Regions from separate parts of the Homo sapiens genome. Here region 2 is linked to region 1. Evidence: chromatin loops called from intact Hi-C (ENCODE). Cell type or tissue: PC-9. All regions are shown on one strand. Links, peaks and the distances in the headings refer to the core of each region. The heading gives the core; the rest is flanking DNA. Region 1 overlaps HPSE2 (heparanase 2 (inactive)). Region 2 overlaps CRTAC1 (cartilage acidic protein 1).

Region 1 (10,998 bases), core at 1,200-9,199:
GCCAACTCCATAATAAAAAAAGTATTCTTATGTTAATTTCTATTCTTTGAGCATTAATGAGCCTGAAGATTTTTCATATGTTAGTATTGTATTGCTTTTATGAATTTTCTATGTCCTTTGCTATTTTTCTGTTGGGGTATTAGTCTGTTTTATTAAGTTTGCTCTAATACAGGTATAAGGCAATTTCCTCCATTGCTATCTATGTATTGAAATATTTTCTCTAGTATTTTATTTGCTATTTTTCTAACTATTAGAGTATTATCTTGACATACAGAAATATTCCCTTTTATATAGTTAAATATGTTTACCTTTCTTCCATTCTACTTATATGTGTATGAATTTACATTCTTGAAATCAGATCAATATGCATCTTTATTTTCTTCCAGATTCTTTTTTGTTTCACTTGTATTCATTTCTTTGATTCACTCGGAATCTGTTTTGATGCATGGTGAAAGGTAAGGAGCCTCAGTGCCTATAACGTTCAGGCTAAGACCATGTGAGGAAAGCTGTTAACCCCTGCAGGGCTTCAGATGTTAAAATATCAGGAAAAAATAGGATAATTTTTTACAAAGCAAGACTTAGAATCAGACATCTTTGACCTGGAGCAAAAGGCCCCCCTGGTGCAGATCAACCACATCAGCTGCAGCCCTTTTGAAAGGCCATTCAGAGCCCCTCAGCAGGAAAGACAAGCTGCAGAGGCTGAGAGCACCGAATGGCAAGAAAGTGCCTGGGATCAGGGAGATTTACGAGCTGGCTGTGAGTTAACAGGAAAGTGGTACTTACTCTAAACACTAGCATTCAGGTTAGTGCCCCAGTTCAGAAAGGCCGAAATAGACACTGTAAAAAGCGGAAATATAAATATATATGTAAGAGTATATATATATATTTATAAAAATACTTATACTTAAGGTTCTGAGGCAGTATATAGAAAAAAAGAAAGAGAAGTAAATATGTAGAGAAATGAGCCTCACAAATCTTGTTAATGCAAGCTTACTCATTGAAACCCAGAGGAGTTTGGATTCTTTTAGCCCTTCTGCTAATTTAAGAGATAGTAGCTATAACCAATGTTAGCTACATAAATAAGTATATACATACCTGAAAACAACAGTGAGGATACTGAATGACACATTCTTCATTCCCTTAGTTCCTCTTGCCTGAAGAGAATTTGAACCACTCTTTGTCTATAAGGAGCTCTCTGCAACACAGTCTAGAACTTGAGAGAAATCTGAATGATTTTATAGAAACTGACTTTCAAGAAAAGAAAAAAGTTGTTCTTTTCAGTGTTCAAGAAACACAGAGTTGGCTATCAGCGCTGATGCTTCATCTGATTTGTTTCCTAAGTCATCCTGTAAAGTGCTACACATGAACATCCCTGGTACACACCGAGGAGCATAATCATCCCACCAAGGTACAAGCGGGAGGGGGCAAGACATCCAGCGAAGCAGTTCCAGTGAAACAGCAAAAATGCTCCCTTCAGTCTATGGAGCAAAAAACTTGTCTTTGGAAAGTTCATATCTTCCTTTTAGGTTAAAAAAAAATGTAGCCTCCTGACATGGCACTCAAAAAGTAAGAAAATCTCTTTTTATTCGAAATAAATTCAGAATGTAACAGTTAGAAAGATATCTGAGTCCCCTCCACCCCCAGCTACAAACATATCCCCGCCCCTTCTTCTACCCGTGGTGTTCAACCTTGGCTGCACTTCCAACTACCTGGGGAGCTTTAGAAACCCCAATGCCCAAGCCACACCCCAGCCAATTAAACCAAAATCTTTGGGTTGGGACCAAGGCACCAGTATTTGTTAAAGCTCCCCAGGTGATTCAAATATGTGGTCAAGGTTGAGAACCACTGTCCCACTATAAACTTCTAGAACAAGATCCCAGATGATTTGTATCTTCGATTTTTCCCAGATTAGATTCTTCATTCAGGCGCTATGCCATTTTGCCAAAGGTGTGAACATGCCATGAGCCCCTGGGAGTTCTCTGTGACTGAGTGGAAGGATGAGTGCTGGCTTCTCAAAGGTTTTATTGTTTGTTTTGTTTTAACTCCCAGATTACTAATGTGGAGATCACTGTGCCGATTAGAGGATTATGAAATGCTTTTATGTTTTACAGCGACTTGACATTTTAAACCAAGATGTTTAGGAATCTAGGCTTTTCACTGTTATTTTCCGAGAGTTTTTTGTTTGTTCTCAGATCCAGAATATATTTTCCTCCAGTTCACTCCCAGCAGCTGGAAACTCTCTGCGTAGCTGTCCATTAAGGCTGTGGTATCCCCTCTTCACCTCCACTCACTTAGGGACCCTCGTTGTAGGCAGGGATTTCCATTCTGTCCCAGATGACCTAGACGAAACACCTGTAAATGGGCAAGTTAGGGTAGAGCTAACATATTTCTAAACAGTTGATTCTAAAGTGAGAGAGCAGCAGAATATGTGGGCAGTTCTGGCTGACTGAGAAGAAATGGCCCTCGTCTTCTTCTTCCCCTGCACCTTCCAGAGGCTGTGATGAAGAAATGTAAGCCTTAAGGAACTGAAAGTTCTAATCCAGCTTATCCCTATAGTGGGGCCTGGGCCCTGAATTGGTGTTTCTTTGGCTGCTAAGCATCAGGAAGCCCAGGGCAGGATGTGGGCTCATTCCAGACAAGGGGCCTGGAGCATTAAACTGTGGACCCACTGCCAAACACCAGCAATACCCGTGCAGACTAGCCTTCCCTGCTTACCCTTGCAACAATGATTCAGAGTCACCCCACACTTTGCACTTGGATATCTGTGGGATCTGGAACAGAGCCTGTACCACCTGAGACATCTTTTTTCCCTTTTGAGATTATACCAGTACACCTGATGTCATGGGGAATACTTTGTCAAAAGTTAATAAAACAGGTATTTATCACCTTAACATGTGTGTTAAACATAACTAAACATGTTATGTTTAAAACGTGTGTTAACATGTGTGCATACACACACACACACACACACACACCTGCCTTCCTACCTGTCTTCACTCCACCTGTAGACTGCTGTAAAGGGGATGCTTTGTAGCCCCACATTCTCTCCTCCAGCTCCACACAATTAGGACTGGGGAAACCTGGTCCCTCTCCACAGAGGCTACCGTAACTCAGAGACAAAACAGACCACCTAAGGGTAAATATAGGAGATGGGATTATGAGAAAGAGAGAGATGAATTCTGACTTGGGAATCTGAAAAGTCTCAGGGCTGAAGGCCGTGGAGCTGGAGCTGGAAGGATGTGCCATACTTCTAGGAAAGGCTGTAGGAAAGGCAACTTCCAGCAACAGGATGAGATCACTAAGGGTTTGGAAGTACAGAAGTTCAAGGCTCATTTTGTTTGGGAGGTGGCAAATCATCTCATGTGACTGGAATACAGGATGCTTTGTGGGGCAAAGGGAAAGGCCACAAACACATAATAAGCCCAGACTGCAGAAGGCCTTGAAATCCAGGCTAAGTCTGATTTTCCTCCCTTCCTGCTCTTTGTGTAATATCTTTATATGGTGTGTCTGCTCAGACATTTGCATATTTCAGTGTTTTCTTAGAAGACAAGGAGTAAGTCTATTGTAATTTAATTGGTACAATGAAAAGAACGATGGAACTATGAATAATGCCCCTTAAACACTACTTGTAAATGTTGATGATGATGGCACCAATTCTTTACAGTGGTAGGGGGACATAGTTAACCACATGCTGAAGTCTCCATGGTTTTTATAGCTGGTTCCTATTGTGTCCTGTGGTTTGAGTGTGATATGCCTATGACATGGAGCTTTGAGATGGCTGCAGGATCAGATTTTCTTTCCAAACTTCCCCCAGATGATTCCCTCATCTGCTGGGAGTTAACAATATCAGTATAAATCCAGGTTCCTTAGTCAGGCTCTCATCTTGTCTGCCAAGTGTGCTAAATTATTTTAAGCCATTAGAAGCACATGGTAGAGTCCATTATGGATTGGATCACTATTACACAGACTTGGATAGAATACAGATCAAATCCTGACCCCCAAACCACACTACATCCAGGAAAAGCCTATATCCCTAACAACTTGCCTACAAAACCCCCAGCTCTCCTTGTATAAAGGGTCCTGGTATTTTCTCTGGTCAGTGATACAGAAGCTAGATCAAAACTGCTCACCATTTCAGCGTGTCCCTCAGAGGGTAGGATGGAGGGCAAATAAACTTCTCAGCCTCAAAATGTCTTAGGGACAAGGAACTCCAAATAGGGTATGGGCTGTTGGAAGGGCAAGGGAACAGGATACTATTTTCCCCATTTTCTCTCTCTATCCCTTACAGTCCTCTCTGTTAACAACAGTAGAGGAAGAGATTGGAACATACAGCCAGGCATGACTCCTAGAGCAGTTGATTGAGCAGAACTCAACAAGTATTAACTAAACAGCTATCATGGACAAAAAGGCACTGAGCCGCATACTATTGAAAATTGAGAAATGAAAAGTCAGTAGCAGACAAAATGACCCAAGCACACAGATAAAATAAGCCTGAGAGGGACGCTAAAAGGGAGATGCAGATAATGTGCCGCTCTCCCAGCTTGTTATCAGGTGAGGTCCCAAGCAGGAGGCTACCTCTGACAGGGCCTGGAGGGAAGAACAGGCTTTTGAGAGATTCCACCGGATTCCAGGTAGAGCAAAAAGCACATAGAAGAAAAGTTCAGGACACACTTGAAGTAATTGCCCCCGTGACTCCTGAGGAGTGGGAGCACCCCAGAGAGGGTCATGACGGTCTTAGAGCCTTTCCTCCAGCCGGACATGGGGTACCAGGCGACACCACCTGCAGGGGCCACTTCTGAGCAGCCTTCCTCAGCGTGGTAGCCATCACTCAAGGCAATTTCAGACGAACTTCCTGTTCAAGCTGCCCCAGATGCACCGTCTCCCCACCGAGCAGGAAAGGGAAGCAAAGCCCCTCTGTCCTCAAACCTGACTGGGCCTCCTCGGGACTCTAACCTGCCCCTGACCTGGAGAAGGGCAGGGCAGCTGCACATACCAGCTTCCTCGCTCAGCGAGGGGGCCGGGAGCCTGCAAAGCACAAACAGGTGCGGGGCCGACCCGACTGGCGGCCGGGGGCAGCCGGGGACCCGGAGCCCGGGAGAGCCCAGCGCCGAGTCGTGGCGGGCGCCGCAGACCCCGCACCTGCCCTGGGACCCCCCGTTCTCTGCACGCTGGCCGGGAAGCCGGCACCCCTGCAGGAATTGCAGTCCCGTTTCGCACGTTTCCTTAATATTAGGCCACATTCCAGGTGGGACCCTTGCCAACGGGACCGCAACGAAGTTCTGGTTGGGATTTGATTGATTCTGTGATTTGTTCCTCCGGGAGGCCAAGCGCAGGGCACATCTCCCGGCCTTCCTGAGACTGGAGTGCGGGATTTGGAGGCAGGCGGACGCATTCCGGCTTCCTGGGTGCCACCCCGAAGTCAGACTGTCCTGGCACCATTGTGTAGGACAAGAGTGACCTCTAGTGGCCCCTAGGAAAGCACACTGGAGGAAAGGGAGCTGATAACTCAAGCGCAGGCCCATACAAACACACAGTCGGACTTATCTCTCCCCTGCCCCTCCTCCTTTCTCTCCCCCTTCCCTCTCTCCCTCTCTCTCATCATTTAACAATCCAGAAACTGAGACCAGAAGCGGCTGGTCACATACCTAGACCTGCACATTTCATGTCCCAAGCCTGGACTAAAACGGGTTTCTGGCCTTCCTGTCCAGAGTCTTTCCTTCTAGGTAGTAGTTCTTTTGCCCACGTGTTTATATCCAATGTGTCTTTTATTGACGCCTCCTGTGTGAGTGGGCGGACAGAAGAGTGACGGATGAGTAAGACACATGGGCTTCCAATCTAGTGGAGAGACTGACAAGCAGTCAGCTCAGCGGTCACAATACTGTGTGACAGGAGCTGAGATCCAAGAAGTACTGGGTCCTGTGGGAGCACCCCTGACTTGAAGGACAAGTAAGAGTTAGCCAGGAGAAGGAAGCTGGAAGGGAGGAGGAGGGCATATGGAGAAAGGTCCGGGTAGAAGGAAACCGTGTGCAAAACCCCTGTGCTTAGGCCGCGATTAGATAAATGGCCGTAAAGAATGAAAGGAGGTGGGGGTGGAAGGGAGCTGGAAGGGGCGGGAGCTAGAGTGAGCCTCTTGGCGGTTGGAGAAGTAGATAATAGGGCCTGTGCATGGGGACTTCAGACAATGTTCTAAGATCAGCGGGAAGCCACTGAATATTTAGACAGGTCAATATCATGGTCAGATTTCTGTTTATGCAGGATCACTCTGGGCTTGGCATAAAACTTTGCCTTAGGCTAGCTGTTAGTCATAGGCAACCCAACTGAAAAACGGTTAAGCCAGAAGGGATCTTAGGGTTCATCTGATCTATCACCCCTCACCTTACAGATGGAGAAACTAGTCTCAGAGAAGGCAAATGTTCTGAAGGTGGGTGAGGCAGAACTGATTTTCTTTTCTTTTTTTTTTTTTTTTTGAGACGGAGTCTCACTCTGTCACCTATGCTGGAGTGCAGTGGTGCAATCTCGGCTCACTGCAACCTCCACCTCCCGAGTTCAAGCGATTCTCCTGCCTCAGCCTCCTGAGTAGCTGGGATTACAGGCACCTACCACCACGCCCGTTAATTTTTGTATTTTTAGTAGAGCCAGGGTTTCACCATGTTGACCAGGCTGGTCTCGAACTCCTGACTTTGTGATCCGCCTGCCTCGGCCTCCCAAAGTGCTGGGATTACAGGCGTGAGCCACCGCACCTGGCCAGAACCAATTTTCTTTAAGTCCCTTCACCTCCCACTCAAGGCCCCAAAATATGCTATGCCAGCCTGAACTACACACCAGCTCCCAAGGCTGCTCCTGATAAAACACATAATTCCCCACTAAAGATCCCCTCTTGCCAGACTGTAGTCCAGAAAATTATCTTCAAGCTTTAAAAAGGACATGCTCCCTGACTTACTTCCCTGACACCTCAGAACAGTTGAAACCTTGCTTAAATATCCATGGCTATCGAGAACAGTGATAAGACATGAAGACCAGAGACTGTAGACAGGTGGGCGGAGGGTAGCGGGGGAGTGACCAGGCCAAGGGGCTCCCATGGAGACCTGGGGAGCAGAGGGCTTGACTCCAAACTGACACTTTGAATCCCATTTTAAATAACATTCAAAATTAATAAAACAAGTGTAGGGATTGGAAAATAACTCAGACTTTGTAAAAACAGATGGTGATAAAATGCAGTTGTCCTAATATTTGGATAATTTAAATACCCTCAGCAGTTCAGGCAAGCTAGGGAATTAAGAGAAATAGTTCAACCTAGGCTGGATCATTCAGCATTTGATTTAAAAAGTCACGAGCCATTTAGGAGGTCTCAGAATATGATGAAAATATGATAAGGACGGTTTTCAAAGAAAGAAACATAATCCTGGTGAACACCAGCTGGAATTGGAGAAACAACATGAAATAGTAGAAAGAGGTGGTCAGGAAGCCAGAATTTGAGACCTAGCTTAGCCACTTATTAGCCACATGACCTTGCCCAGACCACTTAACCTGTCTAACCTTGTCCCCATAGTAAAGTTACAATAATAGTAATACTGGCCTATGTATCTCCTGGGGCTCTTTAGCAATCACATGTGACAAGGGAGGCCAGATAGGGCTATGGTTAAGGGCGTCAGTGCAAATCTCAGCTCTACCACTCATTGGCTGTATGGCTTAGGTGAGTTTTAGACCCCTCTAAACTTTGATTTGCTCATCTGTAATACAGGAATGCTAACACCTGCCTCAATTGTTGTAAGGACTAAATGAGATAGTCAAAATAAATCATAGCATAGTGCCTTTTGCATAAATAGTGCTGCATAATTGGTGAATTTTATCATTAATGTGATTATGTTTACAAGCTTACAAGCTGTTCAATGTATCTAAATGAAAGATTATTGTTATATTTAGCATGATATGACTGCTGGGTAACAAGATAAATATTAAAAGAAAAATATAGGCAGGAAGAATAGAATGGAAGTGATAAAGCACATGGCCCATCTTTATAATGAAGGGACTTTGTGGATAAGGATGTATGAGGACTCAAGGTCTCACAAAACCTTATTCACAAAATTAACTTATGCTCACTTAGCTAAGAGATGGTCGCATAGATCTTTTTTAAGGATGGAAAACACTAGCAATGATCAATGGTCTTATGTCAGGTTGGAATGAGGTATCTAGTGAGTGGCTGAGAGAATCAGTGATAATTCAGATCTTATCTAACATCTCCACAAGCCAACAAGAGCAATAGTAATTGGCGCATTAATGAAATCTGTAAACACACTCAGCAAACCTCCAGGGAGCCTCTTTAGAGCTGGAGAAACTCAATCCAGGAAGATCAGAAATAATGCAAAAGAGCCTCAAAAGCCCATTCACTTGCTCAGAAAATATTTAGCCCCTACTCTGTGCCAAGCACCTCTTTAGGCATTGAGGATTCATAGCCCAGTGAGGGATCAAACAAGTAACTCACTACAATAAGGGCCACAGTTAGAAATAACTTTGGGTGCTAAGAGAGTCCAGAAGTGGGGCTCCAAACCCAACCTAGGGGTCAGAGAAGGTTCTCCAGAGGAGGCAACACCTACACAGACGCTGCAAGGATCCATTGCAGTTAGTCTGGCAGAGGAAGACAGCTGGAGGGAGCACCGCACAGAATGATATGACTCGGAAGCAAAACTGCAAGTCATTTTATTTGGTCATGCTAGGGCACGGGGGCTTGGCCTCTTCAAGCATGTGGGTTCCTTTTAAATGTCAACAAATGTCACGGTCTTCCACATTATAGTAATTGTCCTTTCAAAATCTATTCCTTAAAAAGTACATGATACCTCCCTCCCCCAAAAAAAATCTATTGGGAATTGAAGAACAGTTTTAAATGAACTTATGTTTTAATCCCAAAACTGCTGACTAGCATTTACTTTTGAAAAATATTTTCTTTCTTTTTTTGTGTTTTTTTGAGACAGAGTCTCGCACTGTTGCCCAGGCTGGAGTGCAGTGGTGCAGTCTGGCTCACTGCAACCTCTGCATCCCGGATTCAAGCAATTCTTCTGCATCAGCCTCCTGAGTAGCTGGGATTACAGGTGTGCGCCACCACACCTGGCTAATTTTTGTATTTTTAGTAGAGACAGGGTTTCACCATGTTGGTCTGGCTGGTCTCAAACTCCTGACCTCGTGATCCACCCACCTTGGCCTCCCAAAGTGCTGGGATTACAGGCGTGAACCACCGCACTCGGCCTGAAAAATGTTTTCTACCTTTTTGTTATTTTGGAGACAGGGTCTCACTGTGTCACCCAGACTGGTGTGTAGTGGCACAGTCTCAGCTTACTGCAGTCTCAATGTCCTGGGCTCAAGCAATCCTCCCACCTCAGCCTCCCAAGTAGTTGGGACTACAGGCATGTGCCACCACACCCATCTAATTTTGTTTATTTTTTTGTAGAGATGGGGGTCTCACTATGTTGCCCAGGCTGGTCTCAAATTCCTGGACTCAAGTGATCCTCCTGCCTCAGCCTCCCAAAGTGCTGGGATTACAGGCATGAGCCACCACACCCAGCCTACTATACTTTTGAATTAACTTGTGTATTTCAATCCCAACAATATCTACTTACATTTTCATTGAGAAATATTTACCTCATCTCTGTGAAAGACATTATTTTTTCATTCGTCATCTTTGTGTATGCATATATTAATGAAATTCTTACAATAACTGGCAACCCCCTACCAATGCCCACTCCCAGAGGTCTGCGATCCACAGTGAGCGTTGGAGGGGGGACTGGCGGGATCTGAGACTGGAGAGGTAGCTGGAGCTGGGTGTCATTGTTCACAATAAAGTGTAAGGGAAGGGGAGTGTTGGCAAGTTTGAAGCGGTGCAGTGACAACAGATAACTGTCAGCAATGTGGCACAGAGATAGGTTAGGAGGCAAGTTCTGAACTAAAAAGATAGCAGTGGATGGAGGAAAAGGAGCAGATTTGAAAAACACTATAAGGTCGAATTATTTTGACTTGGCTACCCTACACAAGGGAATTGGGGGAGAAGTCTCAGAAGACTCCAAGCTTTCTGGGTACAGTAATTGGATAAATGGCGGTACCATCACAAAGATAAAAAAAAAAAAAAAGCAGAGATAAGGACAGAGTTTGAGGAGAAGATTTTGAATTTGGACCTAGTGACTTTGAAATTCCTGTGGACAGCCAAGTGGAGATACAGAAGTTCATAGAAAGAATGTAGGTAGGGTAGAGATACAAGCTTAGGGAGCATCAGCTTGTGGATAGTGACCGAAGTCAAGGGTGAGAGCAGCAGCAACCTGGGAGGAGTGCAGAGTGTGGGGACAGAAGAGTCCAGGGACAAAACACTAGGAACCCTAGCATCTGAGAAGCAGGCAGAGGGGAATGGCTCCCTCTCAAAAAAACAAAAACAAAAACGAAAACAAAACGCCATCCAGAAATGGAGGAAAACAGAGAGAAATATCATGGGAGCCAAGGGGAGAGAGGGTTTTGAGAATGGAGACCTGAAAATGTGAGTACCACAGAGCAGTCAGGTATGATAAGGACCAACAAGTGCATCTGTCCACAGTGACATTAAAAACAATAGCAACAACAGGTCAGACACGGTGGCTCATGCCTGTAATCCCAGCATTTTGGGAGGCCAAGGCAGGTGGATCGCTTGAGGTCAGGAGTTCGAGACCAGCCTGGCCAACATGGTGAAACCCCGTCTCTACTAAAAATACGAAAATTAGCCAGGTGTGGTGGCACATGCCTGTAGTCCCAGCTACTCGGGAGGATGAGGCAGGAGAATCATTTGAACCCAGGAGGCAGAGGTTGCAGTGAGCCAAGAATGCACCACTGCACTGCAGCCTGGGCAACAGATCGAGACTCCATCTCAAAAAAATAAATAAATAAAAATAAAAAGAACAACAACAACAAAAACACCATATCTTAAGTATATGGTTCATTATGCTTTCAAAGCACTTTCATATTTCTTATTTCATTTCTTTGGTG
Region 2 (10,998 bases), core at 1,595-9,594, 550 kb after region 1:
ATCATCTCACCCTCCCAGAATTACCATGGTCAAGTTCACATATGAATTTCTGCAGTCTTCTACAACCGTAACACATCTGCGTTTGTCAGTTTATACCCCCGAAAAATCAAAGTAAGGAACTAGGTATAACTGAATTTTGTAAATATCCTAATTTCTAGCAGAGTGAATTTCAGTCCATTGAACTTATTGCTCATTTGTTGATGAGATTGCTGCCAGCTGGTAGGGTCGGGAAGGGTTTGTGATGGCGCACTTTCCTCTTTGGCCCCTTCATTCACTTTTCATCCAGTCATTCTGCACAGCCTAGGATGGCTGAGAACTTCTCAAAGTTCTCCCCTAATCAAGAAGCCATGTTAGGCCAGGTGTGGTGGCTCAAACCCTTAACCAGCACTTTGGGCATCCAAATGGGGAGGATAGATTGAGACACCAGGAGTTCAAGACCAGCCTCAGCAATATAGGGAGACTCTGTCTCTACAAACAAACAAACAAAAAAAAAAATTAGCTGGGTGTGGTGGGGCACACCTGTAGTCCCAGCTACTTGGGAGGCTGGAGTGGGAGGATCACTTGAACCCAGTCGAAGCTGCAGTGAGCCTGAGTGACAGAGGGAGACCCTGTCTTAAAAAAAAAAAAAAAGGCTGTACTGTAAAGCAGTGCATCTCAAACTCCAATTTTGCACAGGAATCACATGGCGGTTTTGCCACAATGCAGATTCTGATTCAGCAGGTCTTAGGGGGTGGTTGCTGAGGGTCTATATTTCAAACATGATCCCAGAGGTCACCAATGCCACTGGTGTAGGGACCACTTTGAGTAGCAAGATTTGTAAAGCACAGATTTCCGGGTAGCAGCATAAAGACTCAGATAACCAAAAGAGAAGGAACAGAGCAATCTGTAGGGAACAAATTTACCACCTTCTCCAGCTTCATCCCTTGACACTCTCTGCCTTGCATTTTATATTCCAGCAACATTGAACTAACTGCTGTAGTTTCTCTACATACATCCTCCTCTTTCTCATCTCTACTTGGAAGGTTCTTTTCCCTCCAATTCACCTGACTGAGACTCCTTTAAGAAAAGTTTTTCAGAACTTCCCATAGTTAGGTGCCCTTCCTCTGGGTGAGGAGCTCCTCTTCTGTGTGCCCAGGAAATCCTGTACGTGTTCTCTGCCATATGCTTGTATCATTGTTGATACATCTGTGTCACCCAGGAGACTCTAACAGGAAACTCTAAGCTCCCTCCTTGGCCTCACCCACCAGTCAGACAGACTCATGTGGCTCTTAATCAGCTTCCTCAAAGAAAATAATCCCTTCAAAGATTGGCCAAGCACGGTGGCTCACACCTGTAATTCCAGCACTTTGGGAGGCTGAGGCGGGGGGGGGTGGTGGATCACTTGAGGTCAGAAGTTCGAGACCAGCCTGACCAATATGGTGAAACCCTGTCTCTACTAAAAAATACAAAAATTAGCCAGGAGTGGTGGTGCGTGCCTGTAATCCCAGCTACTTGGGAGGCTGAAGCAGGGCAATCGCTTGAACCTGGGAGGTGGAGGCTGCAGTGAGCCGAGATCACACCACTGTACTGCAGCCAGGGCAACAGAGTGAGACCCAAAAAAAAAAAACAAAAAACACCAAAAAACCCACAAAGATATAAAGTCACTGACCAGTTAGGTGGAACAAGAATTGTGCTCATGGTGCCAATGGATGAGACATTGAAGCAAGGAAAGAGGACCACCAGTCTTGTTGCTGTGAGCTCAACAGTTTCTCTTAGGACCTTTTAGGTTTATGGCTTGTCTTTCAAACTAGACTACAAGCAACCTACGGTCAGGGACTTTGTCTTAAGTACATTTTTAACACAGCACTTGGCACATAGTTAGAGCTTAAGAAATATTTACTGTCCAATTAATTGGAGGGAAGTGATGAAAAGGATGAGAGAAAAGCCAGAAAACTGATTTAGAAAGTGTGTGGATCTCTTGGGAAGAAGTCATCCATTGAAGAAATAGCACCATTATAATAACAGGCAGAAGAGAAGAGTCTTTCATCAGCAGTGTTTTGGACTAGAGAAGAGAATGACTCTTGCACGGAGGAGCTGGTGCCCAGGGCTGCTCCTGGATGCAAAGGGAAAAGCAAATCTTTGAGACAGTGTTATAAAGACAGAAGTGATATTATCTTTCTTCCTGGTAATACAGGGGAAATAAGGGAAGGGACGAGGGAAGTAGGACCCCTGCAAATCTGTGCCTCTCGTGCTACCAAAACAGAGGAATGAAGAAGCGCGGGGTGGGAACAGGGGGAGGGAGATGGCTCAGGAATTTGCTTGTCATCTTGGCTGGAGTGAGCTTGAATGGGAGAGAGAGACTGAGAATAATGGGAATTGGTAGATCAATCAATCAGCAAATATTTATTGAGCAGCTACCCTGGCTGGCAGCTGGAGAGAGCTCAGCTGGAGGGAGGCACATTAGAAAATTGTCTATAAAAAGGTGGTTGTGGGGGAGAGGGAGGGGTGTGTTCTTCTGGAACAGGATGGAAGGAAAAGCAGCCTGCTTTGTTGTACAACTCCTGGGAGTGTCATTCACATGGTAGCCTTTGTGAAAAGCCCCTCTGGAAATGCGCCATGCACAGCCTGCAAGGCCATTTGCAACAGACCTGGGGAGAAGAACCCAACCCTGTGAAAGAGCTATGGTCCTACCTGGGGTGGGGAGGGGGCGGTTTCTGGGATGAGCCAAGGTGGCCCTGCTCACCTCTCCCTTCCCTTCTTCCTCAGGGCTCTGGACGCTACTCTATCTACATTGCCAATTACGCCTACGGTAATGTGGGCCCTGATGCCCTCATTGAAATGGACCCTGAGGCCAGTGACCTCTCCCGGGGCATTCTGGCGCTCAGAGATGTGGCTGCTGAGGCTGGGGTCAGCAAATATACAGGTATGCAGAGTGACATGGGAGGTAGTATGCTGGAGGGGCTGGGGCTGGGGGCCAGGGCCCTGCAAGGCTGAGTCTAATTCATCAGAGACCACAAGGAAAGGGTGGCCTTATGTCCCTGGTGAGGGGAGATGAAGGCTCCATTCCATCCTGCCACCCACAGAAGGCTTCTCCCACACTGCCTCTCCAAGCATTGGTGAGATATCTGGCAGGTACGAGTTTTGGGGTACCCAAGAGGGGACATCTGGCTTGCTGGAAAGTGGGATGTGAGAACACCACATCATTTTCTCCCTGGAACCTCTTGCCCCACTGCCTCTGGTAACCTCAATGATGGGTGAGCAGGTTCTGTAGGAGAAAACTGACAAATCACAAAAGCCGAGATTTAAAGCATTCTTTATTGCCAAATCGCAGATGAAATTATTTACTTACACATAAGCAACCAGGAATTGAGTGCTAAATCCCTAGGCTTCAGCTGGGTCCCGTCTCGGATAACTGAGCTCAAAGAATTGAGTTCTTGTTCCAAAACCTCTCCAGCACTTTTTTTTGAAGGCACGCTCTCCCCTCATCTTTCTGGTTGGGGGACCTATTGTCAGACTCTCTGACAGGGAGATCTTTCTAGGGAAGGCTGTTTTTCTAATTCCAGCACGGCTGCTGACTAAACTCTGATAATCTGCCAATAGACTGCTGATGGCAGAGCAATCCAGTTCCTGTTTTGGGTGCCAAAAATCAGGAAGCCAGAGCTGTACACAACAACTTGTCATGTGAACTTAAGCCACATTCATACCAGACCTGCACTTGGGACAGAGAGATCCTCTTGTTGGTCGGCCTTCCCAACATACCCATCCCAACGTGTGCAGCAGAGGCTTCCAAAGTGGCAGCCTCCCTCAGTCTGAATCCTGGGGCTGGAAGGATGGTTGAGGGGTCCTTTGGGGTACCACCCTGCCTCCAGACACCTGGGTGGTGGCATCATCTCAAAGTCCTGCCCAGAAAGGGTTGTCACTGCCTCTCCTGAGTTTACAATGCCTTTCCCTAGCCACTTTTCACCCTGGTGAAAGGGGGAGATTAATGTTGACCTGTCTTACAAAGTTTGTGGGAACAAATGACTAGACAATAAAATGGTTAGCACAGCTCAAGCCCCATCTAAGTGCCTGAGAGCTCCGCGCGTGAAGGTACCATGGAAAGGCTGTATCAGTAATAAACTATGTTTCCCCCGGAAAAGAAATAAACATGCAGGCGCTTCAGCCTAGATTTGTACAGTCAATTTTTTCTGCATAGTTGCCAGTTCTGTGCACTGGGCTGGCTTGGCAATTAAGTGCCTTGATCTTGCAAGGGAAGGGGGGTGCACTGGGGGGATGAAGCACTTGAAAATGACAAGGTGGAAGGGAGGCAAGGACTGGGAGAGCAGGCTAGACACAGAATAAAAGAATCTGGAGGTTGCGGCTGGGTTTGAGCATGAAGGGGGCATTGTTCACGCTGGCTGGGCTGGCACAGAACCGAGGAGCGGGAAGGAGGAGACCCAGAGGAGGCAGATGAGGAGCACAGTGGGGATGGAAGCACCAGCCAACTGTGCCGGCTGGGCTGGAAGGACGGGCAGTTCAAGGAAGAAGCAGCAGCTTTGGTGGAGGAACAGAGGGAGGCTGGGGCAGCTGGCGTGCCCAGAGGACGTGTTCGAACAGCTCTGCAGACTTCCAAAAGCCATTTGGCTGACAAGAACCTATTTGGCCCACCATGTTACTATTCTGTCTGCGCGCCTTCTCCAGCCCACCCTTTCCCTGCCCGCCAAGCCCCCCAACACTACCCTGTAGCCCCCCTTGTCACTCAGCTAATGACACATGGACGTCTGGCTGGAAAACTAGCCCGGAGTGTCCCCCACCCCCGAGCCCCAGGAATGGACCCCAAATGTAAGGGCCGCCATGCTGAGCCCGGCCTGATGGCTGAGGCTTTGGGCGCGTGGCCAGCGCTCAGCACCACTGTGGTGCCAGGGGGCCTGAGAAGCTGGGAGGAAAGCAGGCAGAAGGGGCAGGCCATGTCCAGATGTGCACTCAGGGAGCTGGGAGGTCCCTGGAGCCAAGCCACACAGCACCTGCCTGCTAGAGAGCTGTATGACCTGGGAGAACCTCCCATTTTACAAAGAACAGACGGAGATCCAGGGAGGAGAAGGGACTCGCCCAAGGTCACACAGGAGGTTGGTAGAGAGCTAGCACTTAGAGCCCCATCTCCTCCTGATGCTTAAACTGCCACAGCCCGCTGACCTTTCCGATGACCTCCAACTTAAGAACCCTACCAGCCTGCAAGACAGGAGGGGCTGTGAGGGGAGGCCCACACCCACTGGGATGACAGCCCCAGGCTGGCACCCGGACTTGAGGCAGCCCCACCCGGGTTGTTGTGGCTGAAGCAGCTGCCTGGCTGAGTGTTCAGGACAGCGGGGGAGGTCCAGCCACCCCAGGGCAGGCTAGGCAAAGGTGCTATCCAGGTACCGGCCTTCAGCACTGCGGGAGGGGGAGGGGAGGCCTCCTCTCTAGACATTATCCATTTCCGCAGCTGCAGCTGCTCCGCTGGGTCACAGTGCCATCTAGTGGCCACCATGCCAGCTCTCGGGGGACTCGAGGGCCCCGGGAGGGTGGCCAAGCGAGAGATTGGGAGAGAGACTGGGGCAGTAGGAAGACCACTCTCCCATCCCCTGGTCCCCAACTTCCCCAGCTGCTTGAGGCCTCTTGAAGCCGGGACAGTGCCGGGAGCTGCCCTGCCTGGGAATCCTGGGAACTGGGTTCTGGACATGGCCAAGGCCCTGGCGTGGAACCAGATGGAAAAAGAGGAGGGGAAGGTGAGAGGCAAGAGTCCTGCACTGCCTCCGCGGTCCAGGCCCCAGTGACCTTGGGCATGCCCCTCAGCTTTTCTGAGGACATTGAACTAGCAGGTGAGGGGACAGGGTCTGGAGCCAGGCCACAGGTGCAGGTCCAGCCTACCCTGTGCATTACAGCCTAGGCAGTAGTGGGCAAACTATTCTCCCAGCCTCAGTTTTCTCATCTTCAAAATGAGAGTGTTGTGAGAACGAAAGGAGGCGCACATGGGACATGGCTGGCACATGGCCTGGCACACGGGCAGTGCCCACCTAGTATAGCAAATACCAACACCTTCCACTCTGAGGCTCTGCCAGAGCGATGCCAGGGCCTTCTGCTGGGCACCTCCTGGGTACAGGGAGCACTGTGCAAGGTACAGGGGGATGCACAAGAGAAGCAGGCCCAGCCCCTGCCTGGGAAACATTCTCTGTGTGTCCCCCCAAACCTCCAGTCCTGGGCATGGCCAGCGGCATCTTCATCCCCATCCCCTCTGGGGTCCATCTCTCTGCTCTCCTTCCTGCCTGCCCTGCCTCCCCTAGGCCTCGCCTCCTCCCCAGGAACTCTGCATTTTGGCCTCACCCTTTGAGGCAGCATCTGTCCAGGCTGCAAGGTGGTGATTAAAGAAGCCTTAAAAGAAATTCGGAAAGAAAATGAAGGTGGATTTATGATGTCAGGTGGGGAGTTTTGCTGTTGGCTGGGAGCAGTATGGAACAAAGCGGAGGGCAGATCTGATTTATAGGAAGTCATTATTGAAGGAGACGGAGATGCCTAAAGCCCAGCTGAGGCCTTCTGGCAGATCCTCACCAGTGAGCTCAACCAGGGGCTACAGAGTGGGGGCCAAGGGGCCTCCTAGCTTCCCAGGTGGGCGCTGGCCTTTCATCGGGAGTGAAGCCAGATCTGACAGCCAGGGACCAGGCAGGGCTGGAGTGACAGGCTCCCCAGCCAGGGCCCGGGACCCCCAGGAAGTGCAGCACGGGCCTGCTAGGGGTACCCAAAGCCCAGGACACACAGAGACCTTTTCCCTGGGGTGTCAGATGCATTTGATGAGTATCGGGGGGAACATTGCGTTTCTTTTAAAACAAACACAGATATGTTATAGAATTGAAATGTAATTTTTGTGTGCATTTTTCTCAACACAAGAGATTTTAAAGAAATGTCAAGCCTGTGGCTAGCCTCTCTGGGTTATACCCCTAGGCTACACCCCCAGGCTTTGCCAGTGCAAATCCCTCCTCTGTCAAGAGGAAACAAATGATGGGGCCTGTCCTGCTGCCCCACCCCTTGCCTTAACATTCTGCAGAGACAGGGCAGGAAGGATGAGCGGGGGTGTATCCTTGTCTAATACCCGCCACACAGTCAAGTCCTGCCCAGGCTCTGAAGGCTCCCAGAAGGCTTGGGAGTGGCAACACCAGCACCTACACAGTTATCTTGTCTTATAATTTTTCAGGAAATTTAGGATGAGAGACCCTGTTACCATCCTGCACTTGATCCTCACATCCCATTTTCCAGCATGTTTACACACACACACACTCTCTCTCTCTCTCTCTCTCTGTGCCCATTCCTGCACCACGTTTCCAGCATTTCTGCCCTACTCATTTACAATATCTTGGATGCTCTTGGCAGCCTGCGAATCATGGCATTCACCAGAATCCTGTTTCTATTAAGGTCTCAGCAGATGGCCAAGTTCCCTGGCCGAGGGGCCTCACCTCAGAGTCTCTGCTGATGCAGAGGGTGCAGGGCTAGATGGGCACAGGAATCAGCCCCCAACATGCTTATCCTGTGTCCACCCTGGAGGATGCATTCATTGCAAAGTAAGCTAGTAGCAATCTTGGAGATCTTCTCAATTCCCACCCACTTTACAGGAAGGAAACTGAGGCCTGGAGAGCATGCTTCCCGTGATCCTGAAGGAGGGGAGGTGCAGAGGCCAGGCAGGAAGCAAGAGGCTTTACCTTAGCACCACGAATCCTTGTGCTGCCTCATCCCTGGGTCCTCAGACCCACAGCTTGGAGAAGTTCAGCTGCATGCACACCCTCCCTCCCCACCATCTTTCCCTGTCTCACCCCCCAGTCCCTGAGGGCTGGCCCAGATGCAGTCTGAGAGATGGATTGTCTGCACCCGACTTGTACTTGGGTCTGCATTGCCAGCGTGCCAGGGCTCAGAGGTAAAGGGATGGTTCTTGAGGACAACCAAGGCTGCCCTTTGGGGGTTGGGCCCAATGAACAGATCATCAGAGTGCCAGAATGTGGCTAGGGGAAATGGGGACCTCCAAGGGGCATTTTCCCCTCTAACTCCAGCCCCTACCCAGCCTGATGGGCAGGGTGAGCAGAAGCCTTCAGCAGGGATGGGCAGGGAGGAGCAGTCACACCCCAACAGCAGAACAAGGAGGTCTTTGAAGCCTGAAAGTGCTGGGAAAAAATAAAGGGATATTATTCACCCAGCAGGTGGTAAATAGTCCCAGCTAATGACTGTGTGGCACCTGACATTTTCCAAGGCACCTTCCAAAAACCAGCTCACTTAATATTTATGACAGCCCCGAGAAGGAGCCATTATTATTATCACTCTTATGTTCTAGCTGAGAAAACAGAAGCCCAGGAAGGTTCAGTGATGAGCCCAAGGTCACACAGCTCAAACTTGGACTTTCTGACCCCCGGTGCCGTGGTGTCTCCCACAACCAGCACTGCCTCTCCAGCTCCGAGAGAATGCGCTGGCCTCAAATTATAAAAGAATTAATTGATGCAAGGTGGAGTTAATTCCCTGTTAGAACATCATTCTCCAAAGCTAAATAAAGATGTTCCTAACTGCCCCCTGGGTGACCGAATTTGGTGTGTACTAAACCTTAAGAGATGGAGGAGAGGGAGGGTGTGACAAAGGAGAGAGGAGAGGAGGGGAAAGCCCTGGTAGAAGACATTTGCTGAATAATTGGCCTTTGACATTGGCCTGGCAGAGCATAGGCATGGCAGCCTACATAATGATGGGTGGATTCTATTGGTTTGAAGAAGATTTGCTTGTCGACCTGGGAGTCGTTTCCCTATGGCATCAGTGAGGGGTGCAGGTACCTGGCTGCCCCACCTCAGCCCCCCGTTGGGCCCCCATTGTAAAGCTGCTGGGGCTGGCACCCAGGAGGCCAGCTTCCTGACTGTCGACTCACCTGCTCCCCAACTATGCAGCCAACTTGCCGAGAAGGAGGTGTGGGTAACATCTCTGTTATGGTCCGGTTGCCATGGCAATAAATTGTGGCTAATTAGTAGTGTGGTTACCATGGCAATTTTCTAGTAATTACAGGTTACAAATGGTACAAGGCTTCAACCCAACCCAATTAGTTAATTAGAAAGATTTAGAAATTTGTCCAAAAGGGAAATAACCTGCTTTGTAGAAAATGAAGGGAATGTGTCACAGCTTGGGAGCCAGAGGCAGAGAGGAAATTGGAGGATGTGGAAGCGGAGGAAGAAGGATGGAGCTGCGTGGAGGCAAGTGCCTGAGTCCCACCTGGAATTTCCAGGGGCCCGGGCAGGGCTGAGGGATTCTCAGAGAAGCTGGTAAGACCAGGGCAGGGACAGCTGCCAGCAACCACTTAGTGGCACCTCTTTTAATGGGCAGAGGTGGTGCCCAGGTTGTGACCCCACATCCTTTCCTGCTGGCTTTAGGACAGGCCTCTGGAAGCCACCCATGCCACTCCATAGCTCCCATCATGAAGAGTGGATGCTGTGTCTTGGAGGACATTCCAGAGGAGCAATGTGAATTCAGTGGCTTCATTTTCATGCGGCTTGGGCTCTCTTTGGCAGCTAATGAGATTATCTGGGAGGAATCTGGGAGGCATCCAGCCCAGAATGTGTTAACTATGAGCGCAATAAGAGTGGCAGTGCCATCGCCCCACCTCATCTCCCTGGCCTCAAATGCCAGCTCTGGTGGGCAGGCTCCATTTGCATAGGCGAAAAAGGCCCCATGATTTCCCCTGGGGGCATCTCTCAGAGGATGGGAGGCACCTAGAGACCAAGAGAACCCCTGTCTCAAATAAGCATGGTCACTTTGGGGAAACCTCTGCCCCATCCAGAGGCGGGCCTGGCCTTTCTTTACACAGGTGTACTTGAGCTTTCGTTTATTTTTTTAAAAATCAAGTTCTTCTGGAGTGCTCTGATAACTCTTCTTATTATAGTAAACAACCCTTTAGAGCAGTACTTTTCAAACTTTAATGCGCACATAAACCACCCAGGGGTCTTGTTAGAATGCAGGTTCTGATTTCATTAGGGGCCTGAGATTCTGCAATTCTAGCAAGCTCCCAGGTGACATTCCTGCAACTGCTTCTCAGACCTGGCTCTGAGCAGCAAGGCTGCAGCGTCCACAGAGCCCTTTCATACAGCTCATCGTACAACATGATGTTTTGAAATAATGTAGACATTGTGGAATGGCTAAGTCGAGCTAATCAACATATGCATTATCTCACATACTTTTTTGGGGGTGACAACACTTAAAATCTACTCTCTTAGCAAGTTCAAGTATATAGTGCATTCTTATTAACTAAAGTCACCATGTTGTACAATGGATCTCTTGAACTTATTCCTCCCGTTAAACTGAAGTGTTGTATCCTTTGACCAACATTTCCCCAACACCCCTACCCCTAGCCCCTAGTAAACACTATTCTACTCTCTTCTTCTATGAGTTCAACTTTTTTAGATTCCACATATAAGTGAGATCATGTGGTATTTGCTTCTCTGTGCCTGGCTTATTTCACTTAGCATAATGTCCTCCAGGTTCATCCACGTTGTCACAAATGACAGGATTTTCTTCTTTAAGGCTGAGTAATACTCTATTATGTATATATATCACGTTTTCTTTATGTATTCATCCATTGATGGACACTTCGTATCTTCATTCCATATCTTGGCTATTGTGAATAATGCTGCAGTGAACCTCAGAGTGCAGGTATCTCTTCAACACACTGATTTCATTTCCTTTGGATATATATACCTAGTAGTGGGATTGCTGGATCATATGGCAGTTCTATTTTTAATTTTTAAGGAGCCTTATACTGTTTTTTATAATGTCTGTACTCATTTACATTCCCACCAACAGTATACAAGGGTACCCTTTTCTCTACACCCTTGCCAACACATGTAGTCTTTCATATTTTTGATAATGGTCATTCTGACAGGTGCATCTTACCTCATTTGGTCCTCTCAAAACCCCAAAGTAGAAAAAGCAGGTCGGACTCTCCCCCATTTTACAAATGAGGAAACTGAGGCTCAAGGGTAACGTAAATTGCCC

The links. A loop is a pair of places that touch in the nucleus more often than their neighbours do. Peaks named below come from ENCODE experiments on the same cell type or tissue, not always from the same donor. Only the 100,000 strongest peaks of a DNase experiment are listed, where the experiment ranks them.
Region 2: a loop joins it to region 1, with 5 times the contacts of the local background. A loop is called at or near these places in 4 of 110 quality-filtered maps.

The regions. Positions count from the first base shown.
Region 1 is chr10:98,462,080-98,473,077 of GRCh38, reverse strand. All of the region lies in intron 11 of HPSE2 (heparanase 2 (inactive)), which reads left to right. Among named protein-coding and RNA genes, the nearest start is that of HPS1, 21 kb to the right of the region's middle. RefSeq lists silencers at 5,032-5,131, 5,182-5,231. In PC-9, for the core only: CTCF peaks have their summits at 5,241 and 5,442 (motif pointing left); a DNase peak (open chromatin) is centred at 5,437; H3K4me3 peaks cover 753 bases.
Region 2 is chr10:97,909,404-97,920,401 of GRCh38, reverse strand. It overlaps CRTAC1 (cartilage acidic protein 1), which reads left to right. Exons shown (of 15, transcript NM_018058.7): 5 at 2,746-2,902. Among named protein-coding and RNA genes, the nearest start is that of MIR3085, 39 kb to the right of the region's middle. RefSeq lists an enhancer at 5,333-5,909. In PC-9, for the core only: CTCF peaks have their summits at 5,271 and 5,470 (motif pointing left); no DNase peak of the experiment used is centred there; H3K27me3 peaks cover 901 bases.